Regions from separate parts of the Homo sapiens genome. Here regions 2 and 3 are each linked to region 1. The links are chromatin loops, found by intact Hi-C in ENCODE. Cell type or tissue: IMR-90. All regions are shown on one strand.

Region 1 (8,000 bases):
ATTAAACACATATATATTATGGGTAACAGTGAACCAAACACTTGCAAGGAAAATTTCCTTTTAAAAGTTAGGTATCCAGAGTCATCAGGCACAGGTTCTCTACCTTAAACTTACAGGAGGGCACTAGTGACAACGTTAAGGCTGCAAAGTCCTTCTTGACTTCCTTGGGCTAAATTATTAATCAATTATTGTGAACTGACAAAGAGCTTCATATCCACATTATTAAATTTATTTTGTATATTATAAAAATTTTCAATTTTCTTTCTTCTATTTGTGAACTTTTAACTGCCTTTTTTTGTAGAAGTGGTTTTGCCCTTGACCTTGAGAATAAAATAGTAGACACTAAATTGCATGTATTGGCATTCAGTGAAAATAATGGAAAGATCTGGGTCCTTATGTTGGCAACACCACTAACTGGGTGTTGTTTTGAGCCATAATTCTACATTCTCATACAATGTTCTAAATAAGCGTGGTCCATGAGGAGAGGGAATATCACAAGGTAGAGGTGGAAGATAACAGAAATATTTTAGGCATAAAATGGAAGAATCATACTGGAGGAGGGAAGGCAACATGTAAACTTTCTTCTATAATTGCATCAAGAACAGTTGAAAACATCCTAGCTCCACAGTTTTCTTTGCACATGACTTTTGGTAAAGCCTTAGTTTGGGAAAAGTGCATAGAATTATTCAGGGTCCCTGCCTGTCATCATGATTCCTTTGAGATGCTTCTTTCACTTCTGTGTTTCTTTACCTTTTTTTGTTGTTATTTTTGTATTTTCATGCTATCATAATATTGGAAAACATTTATGTATAATTTGATCTTTCTTCCAAAACGCAATATTTTCATTTATATGTATATATATATATATATATATATATATATATATATATATATATATGTTTTCTAAGTTAAAGAAACCTAAAGTTAATTTTGATAATTAATAAATAATCTCATGACTTATGGTAAGAGCCTTTATTTATGTGAGTTATATTTTGACTTGTACATAGTAAACAAAATTGTAGTAAATATCAAATTAGATAATATTAATAAAGTTTCTGTGTTATGTGCCTAAAACATAGTGGAAACTGTGTTAGTACAGTAGAAACACAGGAACATTGTAGTATAATAATGAAGAACAAGGACTCCGAGATCTTCATGTTTTAAAATCCTGGCTTTGGCAGGGCACGGTGGTTCACGTCTGTAATCCCAGCACTTTGGGAGGCCAAGGTGGACGGACCGCCTGAGGTCAGGAGTTTGAGACCAGCCTGGCCAACATGGCAAAACCCCATCGCTAGTACAAATACAAAAATTAGCCGGGTGTGGTGGCACGCACCTGTAGTCCCAGCTACTCGGGAGGCTGAGGCAGGAGGATCGCTTGAACCCAGGAAGTGGAGGTTGCAGTGAGCCAAGATTATGCCACTGTACTCCAGCCTGGGTGACAGAGCGAGACTCCATCTCAAAGAAAAAAAAAAATTCTGGCTTTGTCTCTTATCAGCTGTGTGTCTTTGTGCATCATATCTAGAATCTCTGTGCCTTACATACCTCATTTATAAATTGTGTATCTACTTTGAATCTGGTGGATTTTTAAAGAATATTACATGTGATAATGAATATATTCCAGTGCCTGGTGTACTATAAACCTCTAACAACTGTGACCTGTTAGTATTCTTAGAGTCAAGACAATTTTACAAATCAACAGTGATATTGGAATAAACACAAGAGAATGAGAACTTTACAACATCAAGTTCTAGGTTTGGAAAACAAAGCAAGTAAACAAAAGCTTCTACTTCATTCCAAATGTAAATTCTGTCTCAAACTGTTAGCAGGACTACTGCATTTTACCTCAGTTCTCCTCTACTGAAACATCCTCTCAACCCAGTGAGGATAACAGAGATAAGTCTGATGAAGATATAAGACATAGTTCCAAGATTTCAGATCTAAGTCATCACTTGCAAATTCAGCGATTATTTAAATTTGCCATTCTTCATAAACTAGAACAATATCTGGAAATTGTCTCTCTGTCTCTGTCTCACACACACACACACGTGCACACACGCATACAAATCTAATGCTCCCTCACTTTCCCAATTCACAAATAATTTTGAAAAGTTTCCCATTTTTTTGGCATTGTGTGAAGGTGTTGGGATGTATTATTTCTGGTGGGATAGTCATTCTCAGTTAAGCAAAGGGTAAGTTTAAAGATGTGGAAGTGGCCGGATGCGGTGTCTCACGCCTGTAATCCCGGCACTTTGGGAGGCCAAGGCGGGAGGATCACGAGGTCAAGAGATCAAGACCATCCTAGCCAACATGGTGAAACCCCATCTTTACTAAAATACAAAAAATTAGCAGGGCGTGGTGGTGCGTGCCTGCAGTCCCAGCAACTTGGGAGGCTGAGGCAGGAGAATCGCTTGAACTCGGGAGGTGGAGATTCCAGTGAACCAAGATTGCGCCACCGCATTGCAGCCTGGTCACAGAGCGAGACTCCATCTCCAAAAAAAAAAAAAAAAAAAGAAAGAAAGAAAAAGATGTGGAAATGTGAAAATGCACAGTTAATTTGGGAATTTCAAGGTGGTCATCATATTAGAGACATATTATATGAATGTGGGGAAATAGAAAAAAGAGGGACTGGGAATGTAGTCAGGATCCAGCCAATAAAGAGTTTTTTGCATAATAAAGAATTTTGATTTTGTTATACAGATAAAGGAAGACTTTTATGTAGGAGCTAGTATATTTGCAATATGATATAATTCTAAGATAAAGTTTAAAATTAATTAAAATATTTTCCTTACATTTGGTGTTCAATTCATTCAAGTAATACTTTAGCCATTAAACTCTCAAGAAAACTCATGCTTTCAATGATAATTTTGGGGGACTTTACTTAAACACAATGTGTTTAATAATAGCTTTGTGCTACATGTTGACGTCCTAGCAGAAGACTAAATAGTTTTGAAAATTGTTTCTATTCAAGAAAAGTTATTTTGTTTTTGGTTTTTTGCTTTTAACTTTTTTCCTCACCACAAATATTCACATCTGTCTTCTTCTTTGTATTTTACCTGAAGAAGAAGAGACAAATGTGCTTTGAGACTATTTCCTGAAACCCTATTAAGGAACCACACTAATCCTAATATGGTCAATAGTCAAGATTGAGAAGTTAATATTCTTAATTTTAAGTACTATGCTTTAAGATTCCTGTTGTCTCAGTGACTTATAGCTTCTGAGCTAGTTTTATGTTATACATACATGGATGGTGAATCAAGATACCTGTAAACTAGTGGTGATGTTGATATTAATGCTGGAAACTTCATGACTGAACTACAAAAAAGGAGAAAAATAACTCCAAAGAAGCTCCATGCTTAAACCTCCACACCCCTTTATTAACATTCCATCCTACAGAAGCTATCGTATGTTTCCTCAGAGCAAAAATAAATCACCTTCAAAATCCCTCCATTGGGCGGTTATTTATCTCTTTGTTTCATACTCATGCCCGTTCTCCAAGGCACCATGGATTGGGACGCTTAGAAGTCACACAATTTTTTTTTTTTTTTGCCTTATGTTTCAAAAGGCTTATTTAGTAGCCCTTCTGGAGACCAACTGAGAAAATGTTGAATAATGCATTCTGGGGATCATATTTGGATCTCTGTCACCAGCTATCAAAAAGATCCTTAGGGGTTCTCTACAGCATCCTTTTGCCTTTGCCTGTTTGACTAACTCAGACTTCCAGTAAACAACTGAAATATCAGCTTTGTGAAATGTTTTTGATGCATTCAAGCTTACTCGTGTGCATTTCTAAGTGCTGAATTCCCATATTTCCATATGCAATATGCTTTTATTAGAGTAATTTCCGTATTAAATTTATTTATTTTCCTATATTTTATTGTTCTATTCCCCACTAGATTGTAAGAGTCTTGCAGGCAGGACTCACTTTTAATTACCTCTGTGTCTCCAAAATCTGGTGAGCACTAATTATACAAATAGCAAGCACTAAAAAATACTTGAAGAATGATCAGGAATTTGTAATAGCTTTGTGCTAAAATGCAATCTCTTCCCTTACTTCTGATGGAGGTTTTTTTTTTTATTTCAAAAAATGCTATCTGTGGGTTTCACGTCTGCTCAACTCATGGATGAACATGTACAGACTTATTTTCTTGTTATTATTCCTTAGACAGGATAACAACTACTTACATGACACTTACATTGTATTAGGTATTGTAGGTAATCTAGAGGTGATTTAAAATATACAGGAGGATGTGCATAGATCATATGCAAATATCATGCTATTTTATATAAAGAAATTGAAATTTTGGTATCTGTGGGAGGTCCTGGTTCAATCCCCCATGGATACTGTGGGCTGTGGGAGGATCGTACGTATTTATATATAAATATATATACACACACACACACCCCAGTGATTTAAATAAGTGCATAGGTGTGTGTGTGTGTGTATACACACATATAAAAGAAATAATTCTAAGACTGAATGATTGCTTCTTATTAATCTGCCTTTTCTTCATTTAAAAAGTAATCTTAATCTTTATTTTTCTTACTCTATCTCATTTTCCCTATGGTGAAATAGCTTTTAGGAACTGCAGAGGGGCATGGCAGAGTCAGTAGCTCACAAGGTCAGGATTTATGTCCCGAGGCAAATAAAGCAGACAAACATGATACACTTTAGGTATGGGATTTCAGGAACAGAAGTGGAAAGGCACGCTGGTTTGACATTCAGGAATGCTGCAATGCACTTAAAATTAAGGTCAAAAGGCGCTCATGCCGGATATCCCTTACCATTCCTGTGCAGCAGGATTAGGAAAGAACAGATAAGACATTCATTAGGACAAGAATAAATAAACTTGGGGAATAGTCACACAGGGAGAAAATACCAGCTATCTTACCCTGAAAATGAATACGCTTGTGGTTCTGATTAAATAATGAAATAGACCGGTATTTTAAGAAAAATGATACCAGAAAGACTTTGCTCCCTACTCAAACTACTAATCATTATAAATGAATTCTAATGCGTATTTTAACATTTTGTGTTTAGACACTGTAACTTTATGTAAAGGAATGTGTGCTCGTGTTTTTACAATTGGAAGACAGAATAGGTCTCTTTTCTTAGCTTTCATAAATAATGACTAAATTATGGGTTTGTGATATTGTTTTTCCCAGGCCGTTTAAAAATAAAACTAAAAAAAATTATTGCTTTCTCTCTCTCTCTGTGTCATACTGTTTAATCGCATCTTATAATAAATGTTTCTTGGTAATGGCTTAGTTTGGTGACTTTAGTAAGTCTATTTACCTCTTAAATGAAAAGTGAAAAGAAATTTCAATGACTCCTTACTGTCTGGGGAAACTCTGTACTTGGTACCTGACTTTCAGTGGCCAGTGTTAGTGCATTACGGGAAAAAGTACTCCGTGGGTTTTGTTACCATAAATGCATACCCATTTCAAAATTGAAAATCAACTAGTATTTAAAATTACATATTTCAAATAGCAAACATATTAATATCATAGTCATATGTGCCTCTAATGGAACAATAGTAAGAGTAACAATTATTTATTATTATTAGAGTTATTAACAATTATAGTTGTTACCAATTATTTAAAATTAGTTTAAATTATTAATTATTCTTAAATAGTTATTTATTATATAAATGGTATATAAATTATATAAATAGAATTATACATTATAAATAAATATATAGATTATAAATAAATAAAATAAATTTATTTATATATTATAAATATATATGTATATTATGTATGAAGCACTGTGCCAAGTAGTTTTTAATGTAATATTTTCTCCATTTTCCATTATCACACTATGAAGTATTATTATAGTCCCTGTTTTAAAGTCTTAGAGAGGTTAAGTAATATGCCTTCAAGGTTATAGAACCAGGTCTGTTTGATGCCTAAACCTGTGCTCTTAAACAGCATGCTATATTTTTCCTTTTATGCTGAGTGCCAGATATATGGCTAGTGTCTCAAATACATTATTTTTAATTCTTATTATTCCACATTCACAGATGCAGAAGCTGGAATTCAAGCAATCTGTAGATACCTTAATCAAGATCACAATGGCAGGAAGTGATCTGTGGTCTGAACCAATGAATTTTTTTATTTTCACTTTTTAGTACGTCAAAATTTAAACACAACAAAGATGATTTCTCAAAAATAATAATGGTCTATAAAATAATCTAATTATTTAATTTTATTTTTTAAATGGTACTACTAAACCCTGATGTCAAGAACATGATAAAATGACTAAGGTCCACATTTCCTGCTGGTGCTAAATACATCATCATAATTTTATAGATTTGGCAAAGATTCTTAAAGTGATTGAGTTCAAAGATGCTGATATTAGAAATGAAGAAACTGAGGTTCAGTAAAACTGTGCCTTTAGTAAAGCACCCAGCTAGCTAGAGGCTATATGTACTAGTTCTGGTTCTGGCAGCAACCCTTAGTGTAATAGATTTTTTTTATACTGGTTATCAATGGCAATTTTATGACTCTGGAGTTAGAGAGACAGTGTGTTTGTTCTGAGATAATATATTTCTAACCCATGAAAAGAGGATTAAGCCACCTGAGGAATCTAAATAGAAAGTTGTTTACCTATTCAATTTATGCCATGAAAAATTGTATTGCTCAGAAGCATAGGTTGAGTCATCATAGACAAGAGTATGAATTGTAGTTCTGTGACATTAGAAAGTGATGATGTTTCTGATGGTCAGTTTTCAGGTTTGTAACTTATCATAACAAAGTACATATCGCAGTGTGCTTTCTCTTTTTGGTTCACATTATGCATCTTTTGCAAAATGGCGATGATATGTGCATATGTTTGTATAGACATATACATACATATATGCACAGATGTATGAAATACTATACAGATATTAGTAACATAATAGATCACATCAGTAATACTACAAATATAATAATACATTCTATTATAATAGCAGTGATAAATGATGATAAATATTTTATAATGACAACACATTATGCATTACACTAAGTTAATATATATGTATGCAACAGTTACATGCTCACAATCCCTTACTGCAGAATTCCAAATCCCCTATACTGCCATTTAAAGTATTTCTTTTTCAACACCAACACCACATATACTTTCTTCCCCACTAAGCCAGACTCTTGTACCATGTACTCTAAGAGATATTTGCAGTCTCCTGATCCTGCCTAGCAAGTTTTTTGTCACTTTCTTTATGAATGCTTTTTCTACCATCAGAAATATCTTTCAGAAACATCATCCCCCTTCACTACCTCATTCTCATCATATTTATAAGACTAAATGTTTACTCTGTCATTTAAAGGCCCTGGAGAAACTACTCCTGAATTCTTTTCTTATTCTCCAATGAGAAGTATGTTTCCTTATTCTGTATTTCTTTATAACTTTATCTATGCTTTCCTAGTTTCTTGTCACATAGTAATTTGATGTTTTGTAAGCTATGTGAAATTGGGCACTAAGCCATGTCCTCCTGCGACTCTACCGTGGGAATACTCCCTTCCAGTTCAGGGACTCAACACACTTCTTTTGAGTACATTTGTTAAATGATTTTCACAAACAACGACACAGGCATACAGCTGAGTGTGACCTCAACATGGATTTGAGAATAATCTTACTTTATTGCCAATTATAATTTGGGGCCTGTATATTTCAAAACATGATAGAAAGCATGAAAGATTATTTCCAACAGTGCAAATATAAAATTATTTTGTTTTAATATTTATGTGATTACATTAGTGTGAAACAAGCATTATCAGCACATGTTTTTTAGCATTAGTTGACTTAATGAAAATATGAATGAAATGCTACAGGTGGTGAAACAGTATAGGTAATACGTGGATAACTTAAATTTGAGAAATACTATTTCAGAATACTTTAGTTAGGAAAGAGTAATGTGATGGATAGAACTAATAAGTTGACTTATTCTGCAGGTACATGCCTCCCTGTTTGGAGGCAGTTGCTGTGAGTGAATAATTGCATTATT
Region 2 (8,000 bases), 250 kb before region 1:
CTTAGGATGATCCCGTATGGTAGGTGCTTTTGAATGTATGTTCCAAGCTAGATAATCCAGGAGTAGCCAAGCCAGAGATTTGTTCCTTGTCTATGAGGAACATTTGAGCCCCTAGCCAGTCCTGGGAAACATGGGCTGTAGAGGGAATAGAGAGGCTCTGAGTTTGAGGTTGCATGAAAGTTGCCAGGTGGAGGTCATTAAAGGAAGCTGCTAAGTGAAAATGCTATAGAAACTGCATGTTGTTTGCAAGTGGTTGTGGTTCTCCTGTCCAGCCCACTACCTCTGGAGTCTCTCTCCTGTGTGTAAGCCCCTAATAAAAGCACGTCTTGTTTGCTGACTCTGGGTCTCCTCTTCAGCCTCTTGAATCTGATGTTTCCCCTTTTGAAGTTAACAGGGTTTGGCACAAGATTCAGCTATAGCATCTTTAATCGCAAGATATTAAATCAAATGGGTATGTACATCCCCATAAGCTTTTGGAGTATTTCCTAGGAATCAGGGCAATATTATTTAGAATAAAGAAAGAAAATCCTTTAATTTTATTCTTATAGCCCCTTTTGCTCCAGTAATTTCTAAGACCACGTCATGTTTTCAAGGTTTACTTTGGCTACATTGTGAATATAGGTGGATTGTACATCGAGAGCTTTGCAATTTCAATGAGCCTATAAATGAAATAAAAATAGCTTTATTGTATCACTCAATTCTTCTGTACATGATCTTGTCTGGAATTAGTAGTTTGGAATTTTCTGAAATTATAAATATATAATATTCTAAAATTATATATATCTATATATATATATGGATATATACACACGCTCCAAAACTTCTGACAAAGTTCCTCATTGTTACAAGTTCTCCTTAACAATAGCTTCAAATTATACTTCAAGATAAAAATAATTTAGATGTCTTGGTTTTCTTCTCCCTCCTGTCTGCATTTCCATACCCAAATCTTTCTTATAATGCTACCTCCTCCACACAGAATGAAATGATAATCTTTCCTTTCTGAATCCCATAACACAGGAGCTAGCTATTTCTTTCTTAGAGCATTTAACCAGTGTATGCTCTGTGAAAGCAGAGTTGTTTTTGATTGGCACCATGAGCATTCATCATCCTTGTTACATAGTAGGTGCTCAATAAAATTACTTTGACTTGCACTCAGGTCTTCCTTGTACAAAAACTATTGCACAATCAGGCGTATGTCTTATCTTTAAAACCCGCAATGCCAAATGCTTAGTAAATATTCAGCAAATAATAATGATTATTGTTACCTATACTAAAGATCTATAAACTCATAGAGAATAAAGTTCTATCTTATTCATCATCTTATCTTCTACAGTGCTTTGTGCATACTATAGACAATATTTATTTAGTAAATGAATTCAGCCTGAGAGTTCTGTTCACAGTGCGCTTCTTAAATCCAAGTCTAGAGGTTTATATCCGGTATAGAATACTTGTATTCTATACAATTTATATTTAATTAGGAGTCATATTTCCAGAAGCACTTTGGAAACAAGTGGCAACTATTCCAACAGGCCTATCCAAACACAATAAATTTGAAATACATTTGAAGAGAAAGGAAATAACTCCTTCTCCCCCCCAAAAGAAAAGCTTGTCTATACTGAAGGACTTAATGTTCCTACCAGATAACCAAAAAATGTGCTGAATTCAAGGAAAGAAATTTATGTGTGGCCATCTGAACTTCAAGAAATAATTGCTCTGCTAAGATTTATCTTCGTTACTACTGAGTTAATGGAAGGCTACATTTTCGTGTGCAAAGAATCTTTTTTAAAAATAAAAGCAATTAAAACCTCTTAGGCACACCACCCTTATTTGACAAGAAAGTTGTCCTCGCATATAACCTGTCATAGCCAAGTCTGCAAAGTGCACTCCTGATAAGTTTTTAAATATAATCTTGAAGATTGACAATATTGGCCATATTCTCCCCGTTATGTGTTGTTGAAAGAACAAATGACTTCCCAGGAAGAAAAAAAATTTGAAAAAATTGCTAAAAATATATAGTAGTCATTTTTCACTATAACAGAAGACAACTCAGAAACATGGAGTACAAAAAAAAAAAAAAAGTCAATTTATAGAGATGCTTGCCCATTTACTTCTCTTAAGAATGTCTTCCAGGAACAGAAAGCATGTCCTTGGTGGGTCGAATGAGTTTCATTTAGGTTTTAGATTAGCTGCTGCCCTAAAATCTATCTTGAAGGGCTTGTGTTAAATGACAAGGTTGTGAAATGAAATACAAATTAGGCTTAACTAGGATAGATTGCATTAAAAAAATGTACTCGACTCAACAAGGAAGTTCAACCAAAGTTCAGTGAGTTCATGCTGGTGTGAAGTGGGGTGAGCGGCTGGGCACAGCATCATGTCTGCTGTGGGCGGGACCTCACTAAGACATCTTCTTGCTTCCAAACACAGGTGATGTAACGAGAACATACACAAACATGGGTTTTCCAGCGGTGACCGACAGCTTGTCGGATGCCGTTAATTAGAGCCACAGAGGATAAATCTCACACTCAGTTTTATGACCAGCATGCCCTCTATTGGTTTGCACTAAATACATGTTGACCAATATTTCAAACACAGCGTATATCTGCATCATGAATAGATGTTTCTGATTTAAAAGTCATCATTCATATGCTTGTGAGCAAAAAGATGAATCGAATGGCATCAAAATAGATATTATCTTTTTCAACTATAATACACATTTGAACAATTCATTTACATAATTTAAAAATAAGTTTGAATTCATATCACATATCCTAAGAAAATTATTTTATTTATTTACATTAAGATATTTACAAATTTGAAACACTTTTTAAGTTCCAGATCTATCTGAGAACACAACTGTTTTCTCATGATATAGTCTAGGATCTAAAACAATTTGCTTTGATAAAACATGGTTAACATATATGCTAACTGTTCGAATACTTTGTCTTTTTAATTTAATTCTCTCAAAATGCTATGATGGAGATACCACTATTACCTGTATCTCTGTTCGACAGATGAGAAGGCTGAGGCACAAAAAGAGTTAGTAATTTGCTAGAGAGGCCAGGCTTGTATGGAAGGGAATCAGGATTTAAACACAGGCAATTTGGCTGCAGAGATGAGATCTTAAACCACCATATTGTGACATCCTGCCATCTTATGCTCAACGAAAGAAGAAGGAATTACAAGGGACACACAGTCAGAACACTAGGATGGTCCAAGTTGAGAGATCAAAAGTGGGGATGTACAAAACCGGTTTAAATAACGTTACTGGTTAAAACTGCTAATGGGTACAGGGATTTATTTGGGGATTAATGAAAATGTTCAAAAATTGATTGTGGTGATGGTTGCACAACTCTGTGAATACATTAAAAACCACTGAATATGTGTGTGAGTGTGTGTGTGTGTGTGCATTTAATACATGTAATTTGACTATTTTGATTAATCTCTCAAATTGTTACTGAAAGGCTGTTATCAGACCAGGAAAGACTAATGGATACTGTATAACTTTGTTTAATTGTATTTAAAGATAGTCTAAAATCGCAGTATAGCATTGCGTGAACTGACATGTTCTTCTATACCATAGTTCCCCCACCCCCCTCGTTTGGTAACTTGATTGTCACATGCACTTCATTGTGACTTGGTTATGACTTGTAATGTGATTGCGACATACACACGGTGTATCTTATGTATTTAGAAATCTTCTCTTCTAATTACTCAGAAAGTAATTCTACTGTCTCTTTCTCCTTTTTAAAACATTCTGATTAAAACTGAAAATACATTCAGATATCATTATTTTTGTTTTTTCTTCTTTATCTTCAGACTTGTTCTTTAAACTTCTTTTTTTTTTTTTAATTTGAACTATGGGACAGTCGAGAAGTTAATTTGGGATGGGTCACTTTCTGAAGACCTTTTAAAATAAATTGGATTTCACCTGCTTTTTTTCTTACCTGGAAGTCGACAGAAATGCTACCTTTATCAAAACAAAGCATTCTGTCTTCTATTTGTATTATGAGTATTCACAGTCTAATTTTCCTAAAATTACATCTTCATATGTTAAACAAAATTTTTGTTGCCCTAGGGAAAGATGTATAGGGTAATTTCATCCCACAATGTATTAGACACTTTATAAAGTATTCATTTTTGTTTTATTTTGTTTTACTTAAAACCATATTTTGTGGTATGAATTGTGAGAGAGGGTAAACCAAATGTACTATCTTTCATTTGTATTTACAGTGTGTTATATTCTTTTACACACATAATGAAAGGGTCTTACTGACCCTTATGTTGTAAGCTACATGAAAAATATGCATTAAGATTTTAATTATAAACAGATTTAGTCACCACTGTTTATGTTCTTTTAGTCTGCATTAGCACGGTCATTTAAATAAAACATTTGTTTGTAAATGTGTGTGTTTCACTTGATATAGCTAATTACAAACCTGGCTGGGATTTTTACGATACCTCTTTTAAAGCATAGTTTTTATGTAAATTTGAACATTTCATCTTAAAAATGCCTCGTGTTTGATTTAATATGCTTGAATTAAATATATTCTATCTACTTGAATCTCTCTCTATTTAAAGGAATTTTTCTGAAAAACAGGCATGGCAGTTAACTTCCTGTCTGTGGCTTTCCAAGAATGAATTAAAATGTGCAAAATGATTTGAGATTCACGGTGAAAGGATGCTTTAGAGTGTTAATCCCCCATGAATTCTGCCTCCAGGATTCTGCCTAAATGAGCAGGAAACTTCTGGAATTGAACAAGCATCGTGGGTGGCCATGCTATGGTTAACAGGAAGAGAAGGGAGATTTCAATTAAAGATGTGAGTTAACTCATATAAATACTATTATTTGTGGGTGCTTGTCCATGTGTGTGAGTATAGGCCTGCACGCTGATAGAACAGAGAGACCAAAAGGACTGAAATATAAATTCTCCCATCTGTCAGGAGAAATGCTCTTGGGAGAGGATAGATATTTTCAGGAATTTATTTTGTATCTCTTAACATACTTCAGTGATTTAAAATACCATTGAATTTGGCTATGATCAGGATTTTGGAGACTTGTAGATAAATTAAAGGGCAGCACTCTGTTTTGCTTTACTGTTGAAATTTTATAGCCTAAATTGTTTTTCCATTTCTATTTCCATGTTCTGGGTTTGGGAAGGAATGTAACATGCATTACTTCCTGTGTATTACAATGGGAAAAATTTCCCACATTTTACACACACACAGTTCAAATAGTATTGCTTTAAAGAACAGAATTAGAAATCCTGTCTCTGATGATTACTGCAGAAATTAATCTCTGAATTATTTTCTAGATTTCTTCATTATTCATTTACAATTACAATATTTCTGTGTTGAGGTATACTAGCAAAGTAGCTTTTTAATGTTTTCTTTAGCCATGAATCATGCATACATACACACACACACACACACACACACACACACACACATAAATACATACATCTACAATTAAATGTATAATATTGGATTGCTATTTATAAAATTGTTTAAAAGTAAGTAAATTCCTTCAATTTCTAAAAGCCAGATATTTAAACATTTCCACATATAATTTAAAACTAACAAATATAATCATTCCGCTAGTCTAATTTCATGTGAAATATTATGTATGAAGTGGGGCAAGGTTGTGGAGGGTTGGGGTAGGTAGAAAACACTTTGTAAGGATATTAAAAATTAAGAGCCAAATGACTTTATCATTTGTTTTTTCATATAACTATCATTTGCATGAGGGACTTTAGTTTTGTTTCTTTTAAAATTTTTTGAGATTTGGTGCCCTGGTGTCTTTTCAAATTCTCATAGAACAATTGGAATTAGGCACCTAATTTTTCAACTTCTTAAGGAAAATGATAATGGATTAAGCAGCAGAAAATGCCTGAAGGTTTCACTGATGTAATCTTCCTTGTCTTTTAGAGCACACCTCATTTTTTGTGCTTTATTACTTTTTTCACCATTTTTCATGAATAATGGGGCTGGGCACTGCTGCTGCTTTAGGAATGGGGTTGTATCCCAATCACCATATTAGAGAATTGCCTGGTCCCATAGCAGGTATCCCTACTGATGAAATTCATGAAGATGCCACTCAATGGAATCCCCCAGAGGGAGTTTGTTTAAAAATGACAAGGACAGTATATCTAATGATAGTTTCTTTCTCTTCAGAATGCCACTAACTCTTGAGATGTGTTTGGCATACTGTATACTCTTTCTACCCTTTAACAGCAAACACAATCATGTTTTATTGTTATTTTTATTTTTTAGCATGTACAATATACCAAGAATTCCCTTTGAAGAGACATTGACTTGTAAGGTTTTCTTCCACGTCCTGGGAAAGGCCCCACCGATGAATGCACGTGGCCATGCCTTTACCAAATTTGAGGGCAAGATAGTTTCCCTATGATTGGTCAAGCCCTCACCCACTACCACTCCAGCTCCCCCTCAGTCACACTTCCCCTTAGCCAGGCACCACTGGAGTGGTCACAGGCAATATTAGGATTTGGCAAAAAGGAACTGAGTTGAATATGTGTTTAGTGTGTGTGCATTGGGACGATATTGATTTGGTTCACAGTAACTTCCATGTCTAGTTATTTGGGTCATGTCTATGCTGACTCTCGCTTGTCAGGGCACAAAGGAGTCTGTCCTGTACTGCCTAACACTGCAAGTATGTCCCTAATGGGATAGATGAGTGTTAGAAATATGTGGTATGAGAAGTTGGCTTTTGAAAATTTTTTCATTTATGTGATGTATACAATTTTAGTGGGGAATTTGGTTTTCAACAATGACAAATTAAAACAGAAAATCTTTTCTTTCAAGGATGTATGAAAATTTTCAGCATGTATAAGTGTACAATACATTTTGTTTTTCTTTATTAAGGGAAATGGTACATTTGCGAAAATGCGGTATACCTTTTAAAGAGGAAAGATGTTTTGCAACATTTCAACTAAACAGGAAAGAAATGATAGACCATTTATTTGGACTTGTGTGTTTTATGCCTTCTTTCATCACTTTAAGGTTATTAAAAATTAGGAAATTTTTCTAATAAACTGAATGGAACCTGAAACTTAAGTCATAATTATGTGAGTGGTAAAATTAGTAGACATTTCATTCTAATATTGAGAAGGAAATTAAAAACAAAACTTTTACACTGTACCAAAAGTAGAAATTTGTTATGAATTAGAGATGTATTTCAAATACAAGAAAAAGGCGGATTTTTTATTGTTAATAATCTACTTAATGTAGGAGATATTGTTACACGAATACATAACAGAAAGATTTATTTTTCTGATTTTAACAAAAATATTAGAATTAAAAAAAAACAAGATGAAACTCATAATATGCCAGCACAATAAGAGCAAGCTCTGACAAAAAGCTGGTAATTGTGGATCAGAAAAATCAAAGAAAACTTAGGTTTTGTCAACACACACACTTTAAATTCTTCGAAATCAATGAAACCCTGAAACTGACAACAACATTAACATTTATTATTAGCATGAAGTGTGAAGTTGAAACTTGTCTAAATGATTAATAATAATAATACAATTTTAACAATGCCACCTGAAAAACTGAATTATCTCTCTATTCTCAACATAAACAAAATAGTGAAATTGTCATAAGATGAAGCCACTAAATAAGTATACAATCAAAATGTACACTTAAAAATATCAAGGAAGTATGTCAGATAAAATTAACAAGAAAAGTTGAGTTATTTCAATTTCTGATTCTTCTGGTATTGATCAAATTTTTAAAATTTGTAAGTATTATTTTCTCAAGATAGATAAGCTATATATATACAGATTCTTTTTCAATCAATGTATCTATATAGAGACAAAGTAAAAAATATACATATATATATAGAGTGTGTGTTTTGTACACATATGTATATATAGAGAGAGACAGTTCATATTCACATATATAGACAATTTGTGCCTAATTTTGTTTTAATAGCTTATATTCTTTTTCTTAAAATGAGACTCCAAAATTATACAAACTTC
Region 3 (8,000 bases), 520 kb after region 1:
AACCAGAGAATTAACATTGATATACTTTCATTGACTAAGCTAGAAGCCTGATTTGAATTTCCTGTGTCTTCACACTAGTGTTCTTTCTCTGTATCAACCTGGATCACATATCGCATTTAATAGTCATTTTTTTTTAGTTTCCTCCAGTCTATAAGAGTCTTTCTATCATTTTCTTTGTCTTTCATAACCTTAGCACTTTTGATAACAGTCAGGTATTTTGCATAATGTCATTCATTCCTTTTGTGTTTGTATGACATTTTATCATGATTACATGGAGATTTTTGTGTTTTTTTTTTCAAAAATGCCACTAAAATAATGTTTTACCCTTTTTATTGCATTATATCAGGAGGAATGTCATGTCAATATATCTTAAAACTGGTGATGTTAACTCTAATTAATTCATCACTTTTGTGTCTGCCAAGTTTCTCCACTGAAAAGCTATTGGTTTTCCTTTTGTAATTAATAGGAATCTTGCAGGGAGTTATATCTTGACTATGCAAATAACCTGTGCTCCATTATACTTTTCCTCAATACATTTAGTTTCCATGAATGATTCTTGCCTGCAACTATTATACCATGATGCATGCCCAAGGGTAATTATCTGTTTCTGTCATTCTTTCCACATTGCTTAATTGTGATTGTATTATAAGGAAGAGCTGTTGCTTCTTCCCCACCATTTACTTATTTATTCAGTTGTTTATTCCTATCAGCACAGACTCATAAGTATTTATTTTATGGTTCATATTCCAATACTATCATGATTTATGTTGTTACTTCAAATTCTTCCAGTTGAGATTATTGAAATCTTAAGTTGGTTCCTGTGTCCCTTTTAAATGCCTCCATCATCATTTGAACACTTCTTTACCTTCTTGCACCAGAAGAGGTTCCAACCTTATCTTATGTTTTTCTTCCCAATCCATTTCTTCATAAAAGATCCCATCCTTTTAAAAAAATAGCATTTAGAAATCAAGACCTGGTTATTAAGTGTGCTTATTGCTACTTGGGCAACAATATTGTGATATTGTTATATATAATATGCATCCATACACACTTTTACAGATATATATTAATGTATCCATGCACACATCAATATTTATTTCTCTACCATTTATCTATGGACATATGCAAAATCCATGACTTTATGTGATATAAATTCCAATCCAGCACCATAGAGTTCATTCTAACTTTTCTCCTTTCCACATTGTTACTTCTTTATCTAACATACAGAAACTTGGATCACATTATCCACAATATATTTGAGTATTTGTTCAATTCTAGTATACAAAAAAAAAGCATTTTCAGATTTTGTAATGCCTACATTTGCGAAAAGCAATGTTGCTAACTAGAGTACAATATCTCTTGTTTTCTTTTTTACCTTAACCTTTAATTTTACATTGCAATACTGCCTTCCAAAGTTCCTTAAATAGGTACTTTACTTTTTCACCCTCTTAAGTGGGAGTATGTTACTCATTTGTAATACAGTTCGGTTACTCTTTACTGCTTGTATTCCATGTTGGGTTTCCCTCACTTCCTGAGGGATTTTAAATTTTTAATCTATATTTTGGGTAGGCGAAACAATACTACAAACTTAGTTTCATGTCAATTCAAAAAGTATATTCCAAACAGTGTCACTGTCTTCTCATCTGTGCCACTCCACTCCACTTCTATTGTTTCATCCTCTTCACTCTGTTTTCACCATCTCCCTGTTAGTAATTGATCTTAATAGTTTCTGGTTATCATACCTGTATTTTTTTCTCCATAAATAAAAATATACATGTATATTTTCTTACATTCCTAACTTTCCTACATGAAACATATTATAGAAAACTCTGTTGCTCTTGGGTTTTTTTTTTTTTTTTTTTTTTTGGCTTAGCAATATATTCTGGGAATTATCCAACATTAGTTCATAGAAATCTACTTCTTTTTTTTTTTTTTTCCAAGACAGAGTTTGGCTCTGTTGCCTAGGCTAGAGTGCAGTGGCTCGATCTCCACTCACTGCAAGCTCTGCCTCCCTGGTTCACGCCATTCTCCTGCCTCAGCCTCCTGAGTAGCTGGGACTACAGGCGCCTGCCACCGTGCCCAGCTAATTTTTTGTATTTTTAGTAGAGATGGGGTTTCACCACGTTAGCCAGGATGGTCTTGATCTCCTGACCTCGTGATCCACCCTCCTCGGCCTCCCAAAGTGCTGGGATTACAGGCGTGAGCCACCGCTCCAGGCCAACTTATATTATGGATATTTAGTTTGTATCCAATATTTTACAATGACTAACAATGCTGAAATGAATAACCTGGTTCATATGTATTTTCATAATAATACATTGTGAACCTAAAATCAAAATCCTAATTGATGGTTGAAATCACAAAATTTAAATTCATTGAATTGTAGTTTTTTAAAGAGTCTTATATTTTCTTCTATTTCCTTTAAGAAAAAGGAATATTCTTAGTGTACTTTCATTATTTGAACTAAAGACACCTGCAGAATACTGGCTGTTACTAAAACACTTCAAAGAGGAATCAAAAATCCATTGCTAGTCCTGGTTTCACTAATTACCAGCTATGTGACATTTGGAAATCCATTTACACTTTAGTAACTGTTAATTGGAGGCTTGTCTAGCACATGCACTTTTTTTGAGATACATAGTGAACTGAGAGACCCATAAAGAACAGTTGTTCAGACTGCAGTCAACTGCCTTTCAGGAAACTCCTGGAGAGATGTGGGGGCGGGGGGGTGGCCAGGATCCACATGAGGATTAACCATTTCGTCCTAAAGATGTCTAAGGATATGGATTTAGCACTTTGATTTACATATTTTTTCTCACAGCATTTGCCTCATCTTTGGCTGATTCTGAATATCTGCTTGGAGGAAAAAAAGGTGCTAAAATTAGACGCTTTAATTTATTCTGCTACACACATATGCTCTCTTTCATCTGGCCAACTTGTAATAAGTGGATGTCCTAATCTCATCGTTCATATCTTTTTCATGTTGGCAGAGTTGAAAAAGAAAAAAAGAAGAAAAGCAGAAAGAGGAATTTGTGGAGAAGAAAATACTAAAGTCCTCCGGTCCCCCCAGAAGGAACTTTTTTTGTTAACATGACCTTACATTGTCCCACTGAATAATGCAAAATTTGTTTGGTTGTACCCTGCAGGGCTCCCAGGCCCGGAAGCCAGGGGCAGCAGCGGTACCAAGTTGGCACAAAGTAGCAGAAATGTCATTTTTTAATTATGTGGTTCTGAGGGGAATCTATTATCCACCGCTGAGATGCTGAAATCAGACAATTTATCTCCAAGGCAGCTCTCTCTACCATCTAGAATATATATCTTTTGTCACTGCAGGAAACAGAACGAGAGGATGTTTTTATTTCTGGTGCCTTATGTTTATAAGTTTATTCTTTTAAATTTTGCCAATGAAAAGAAATGACACCCTAACATATTTCTTGGGTCCCCTCTGCCCGCTTCTCCTTTGTGAAGGGTGTTCAAGTAACCCAGGCTCTTTTTTTTCCTGAGTTGGTATCAAATCTTCTAGGTCTCAAGTTCAAGAAGTCTTTGCATAGCCTCCAGATCATGTTCCGAATGCCCATTTCCAAGATAAATAGAAATAATTTGTTGAGAAGTCCCAAGAAAACCAGAGGCATCCACCTAAATTAATATAAATATAAACTGCTCTTTTGCATTTCAAACAAGATGCTGGAAACTATTTGAGTCATATCCATTCTCCCTCTCTATAAGCTATTTTCATTTAAATGTAAACTAATACTTATATCTACCAGCTTGTTCATAATGATTGTGCATTATTTCTGCTTTTTTTTTCCCTTAAGGTATCAAGGCAAATGAAAAAAATTAGCTCATATTTGTCTTCTTCCCCAACCTCTCCCTTCTTTAAAAAATCTGCTAAATTCATTATGTTCTCTACTCTGTGTGCATCAGGGCTCCAAGCAATTCAGATCTATTAACCATCAGGTACAAGCTAAAGTGCTTTTAAAACAAATGCCTGCAGTTTATTTTAAATGAATGTATGCTTTCTATATTCTGCAAAAGCATCAGGAAATTTGATCAAAACTTGGCATGGCTGAATGACAATAGCTGCACTGTCCTCTAGTGGAATATTTTAGGCATAACAAGACAAAGGCAGATAATCTTTTGGTCTTTTTCTTTCATGCGCCTATGTGAGTTTGTGTGTGTGAGTGTGTGTGGTGTGTAGCTTTTCAGAATCAAAGAGAAATGGTATGCCACCTGTTAGGCCTTTGAAGGTTTTTTATTTTATTCTGGAATACAAAATTTTCAAAGATTGTTGATTTCCTAACACCAAAAGCATATATCACTATGATATTTTCAGCTCTATCTCTGGTAACATGAGCAAGAGAAGAATGTGATAATCTTTACTGTAGACTTTATTGCTGTACATGTTAGAATGTAAACATTCCAGTTAGAATTTTAATCCACTTCGAGTATTCTTTCATAAGTATATGCAACTCAGAGAAGAAATATGTTTCAAAGAGTCATTCATACTTACATGTTTGTAAAATCGTTCCAATCAAACAGAAGAAAAATTATATTTAGAAAGATCCACCAATGGGTAATACAGGGTTGCCTCCACTATTTCTATTAGTAGAAATGTTAGATGTATTGAGGGATTTGATTCTGAATCTATCAAAGCAAGCATGTTCTGAAACCTCTTCCAGACTGACCTGTATTATTTGGGATTTTTAATATACAGGATAAACACACACACACACACACTTGGGAGTATGATGGGGAGGAAAGTGGAGCCAGTTGGGTAATTGGAATTTACTTTTTAGCTTCCTCAGGAACATTGAATCATAATATGTATACCTATGTAAATATGTAAACATCACAGAATCTCACCTCCAGACCTATCTTTAATGTATCCGGATCACCCTAATTTGTAGCTTGTTACAAAATCCTTGCCATTCGGCTGAATCAACGATATCTCACTCTTATCAGTTCCCATTTCCTAGACTCTCAGACAGAAAACCAGACACTCAATATGTTTTTCTTACTAACTGGGCAGCAATAAGATCCAGGCCCAGAATGAGACCTCATATGTTCAAATCCTATATCTAGTACCAGTGCTGATATTTCTAGTGAGTTGCATAACTCTCTGAGCTTCATTTCCTTGTCTATGAAAGGGAGATAATAATAATATCTACCTCCTAGAGCTGTGTGTAGATTAAATGAACTAGGACATATGTAAATCAGCATCACATAGGAAAATGCTACTGCAAAAAAGTTATGAGCTATATAAATACCATTCAAACTTTGAAGCATGAATCCAGATGACCATTTACCACTGTCAATAAGGATAAAGTCCCCAAAGTTGATAGCAAAGGAATGAAAGAGAGAGGGGGCAAGAATGGTTGTAGAAATTGAAGTCACCTGTGTGACTAAGAAAAACTAAATTTTCCCGAAATGCTGTTTGTTATTAACAATAGCAAACTGAGTATCACATGTAAGGCTCATGAGGAGTGGCAAGAATTCCTCTAGGAAAATTCTCTGTAATCTGTTAATGGATAGGGAAAGAAGTCCATACCTAAGGGAATTGCCTGGCTCTATCTGAAGCCTCACGAGTTCTATTCTTTGAGTCTTGGAGCAAGCATGTGAAGAGAAAGAGGCCTTTTCTTCTTGGTTTCCTCCAATACATCCAAAGTAAATTAAACACCTCAATTTATTAAGGCATTAATATTAAAAGACCATTTTACAGATGGGAAAAAGAATGATATGCTAAGCCTTGCAGTACTGGCTCTGTCCTTAACTGGTTGGCTACTAGATCTTATGAAAAAAAAAAAAAAAAAAAACCTTAAATTCCCAGGCATTTGATGTCCTGATTTGAGAAAAAAAACATAAATTTCTCAAGATTCTATACATGATTCTATCAGTTGGTTATGTCTTAACTGATTGATATGGTTTGGCTCTTTGTCCCCACCCAAATCTCACCACTAATTGTAATCCCCAAGTGTCGAGGGAAGAATCTGGTGGGAGGTGACTGGATCATGGGTGACGTTTCTCCCATGCTGCTCTCTTGATAGCGAGGGAGTTCTCACAAGATCCAATGGTTTAATAAATGGCAGTTTCTCATAGGCTTTTTGTTCTCTCTTACCTGCTGCCAGGTGAGACGTGCCTGTTTCTCCTTCCACCATAATTTTAAGCTTCCTGAGGTCTCCCCAGCCATGCGGAACTGTGAGTCAATTAAACCTATTTTCTTTATGAATTACCCAGTCTTGGGCAGTTCTTTATAGCAGTGTGAGAACAGACTAAATACACTGATGAAATAAAACCTGATTCAGAAACCTGATTCCATCCAATAATCCAGATACACACACACACACACACACGTGATATGGTTTGGCTATGTCCCAACCCAAATCTCATCCTGAATTGTAGTTTTGATAATCCCCATGTGTCATGGGAGGGACCCAGTGGGAGGTAATTGAATCATGGGGGTGTTCATGATTCAACAACACTGCTGTTCTTATGATAGTGAGTGAGTCCTCATAAGATCTGATGGCTTTATAAGGGGCTTCCCCTTCACTCATTTCTCATTCTTCTCTCTCCTGCCATCATGTGAAGAAGGATGTGTTTGCTTCCCATTCCACCATGATTGTAAGTCTCCAGAGGCCTCCCCAGCCATGCGGAACTGTGAGTCAGTTAAACCTCTCTCCTTTATAAATTACCCAGTCTCAGGCAGTTCTTTATAGCAGTGTGAGAACAGACTAATACAATATGTATGTATGTATGTATGCATGTATTTATGTATGTATGTATGTATATATGTATATAAAACACAACCTTCAAGGGGAAAATAAATAAACTTAGTCTAAAGAAAAACAAACAGTATAATACAAAAATATTCAGGCCATTGTGAATGTCATAAAAGTTAAGATAATAAACTATAAAGTTTTGAGAGATAGTTTTGACAACAGAATTACTACCCTGAAATTAAGCTGTAAATAACCCATTCCACTGAATTTAGTACTAATAACAAAGCTGTTTTCTGTCACCAAAATTCATATTAGGCAAGTCTCTTTGCTCTCAAAATATAAAAAAGTAAATAGAATATAATCAATTTAAATGTTTCAGAGGTACTCAGGTGTTCTTTAAGTATCTCTACAATTGGGTTATTTGTTTAAAATGCTTATGCAAACTTCCTCATGTATTTTGTAGGGAAACACGTGCTCCCAAGCATGCATACACATGCACAGAAACATGTGTAACTGAATGTTTGTCAAGGTTTGATTGTTAGGCTAAGAGATACGGTGCATTGTATTAAATTTTTACTTCGACTCATGTCCAGCAGGAATGCATATTTTTACCCTCTTCATTAATATTCTTAGGGAGAGCCTGGTTTTCTATCTTCTATCCTGTTTGAAAAGTCTTTAACAAAGGATCAAAATATGTAGCTTTTCTTAAATATTGTTGTAGTATTTTTCCTTTCTTTATTCTGTAAGGCAAAAGCCTCAACTTTATACAAATTTGTTTCTCTTATAAAATTTTTGTATTAGATAGAAAAATAAAAGAGGCGATTTTATAGCTCTATACTGCCAAGTGTCAAGTTTTTGTTTTTCTCCACTTGATATAAATTACCTTTCATCTTCACATTTAAAAAAAAATAAGGCTAGAATGAAATTATTATTTTTATTTTGTTTAACAATCCACTCCCTTGCAATAACAAGTCCTGCAGCATTGTTCAGCATAGCTTGGCTTTATTCTATTGCTTTTATTTTATTAAGAATATACCTCTTTCCAGTCCTATGGTATAATCATTTAGCAGTTGCAAAATTTCACCTAAAATATGCCAGCCTGAACAGATCTTCCAAGATTTGTGTGAGTTTAAATAGCATGGCAGCAGGTAGTAGATATTGGTTTTCAAAAATAGAACTATGAAATCAAATTAAAATCTGTTTAGTAAGGAAATATATGACAAATATTTTTATATGGAATATAAAAAATAAAACACAATCAATGAAGCTCCAGGAATGTTTATA

What was found. Hi-C counts contacts between places; a loop is a spot of excess contacts. Peaks named below come from ENCODE experiments on the same cell type or tissue, not always from the same donor. Only the 100,000 strongest peaks of a DNase experiment are listed, where the experiment ranks them.
Region 2: a loop joins it to region 1, with 1.9 times the contacts of the local background. A loop is called at or near these places in 1 of 110 quality-filtered maps.
Region 3: a loop joins it to region 1, with 4 times the contacts of the local background. A loop is called at or near these places in 1 of 110 quality-filtered maps.

Annotation. Positions count from the first base shown.
Region 1 is chr14:83,813,710-83,821,709 of GRCh38, reverse strand. No RefSeq gene overlaps it. Among named protein-coding and RNA genes, the nearest start is that of LINC02305, 98 kb to the left of the region's middle. In IMR-90, no CTCF peak of the experiment used is centred here; a DNase peak (open chromatin) is centred at 4,769.
Region 2 is chr14:84,061,662-84,069,661 of GRCh38, reverse strand. No RefSeq gene overlaps it. Among named protein-coding and RNA genes, the nearest start is that of LINC02305, 150 kb to the right of the region's middle. In IMR-90, no CTCF peak of the experiment used is centred here; no DNase peak of the experiment used is centred here.
Region 3 is chr14:83,296,751-83,304,750 of GRCh38, reverse strand. It overlaps LOC105370601 (a long non-coding RNA gene), which reads right to left. Exons shown (of 5, transcript XR_944092.3): 4 at 866-941. Among named protein-coding and RNA genes, the nearest start is that of LINC02305, 610 kb to the left of the region's middle. In IMR-90, a CTCF peak has its summit at 4,087 (motif pointing left); no DNase peak of the experiment used is centred here.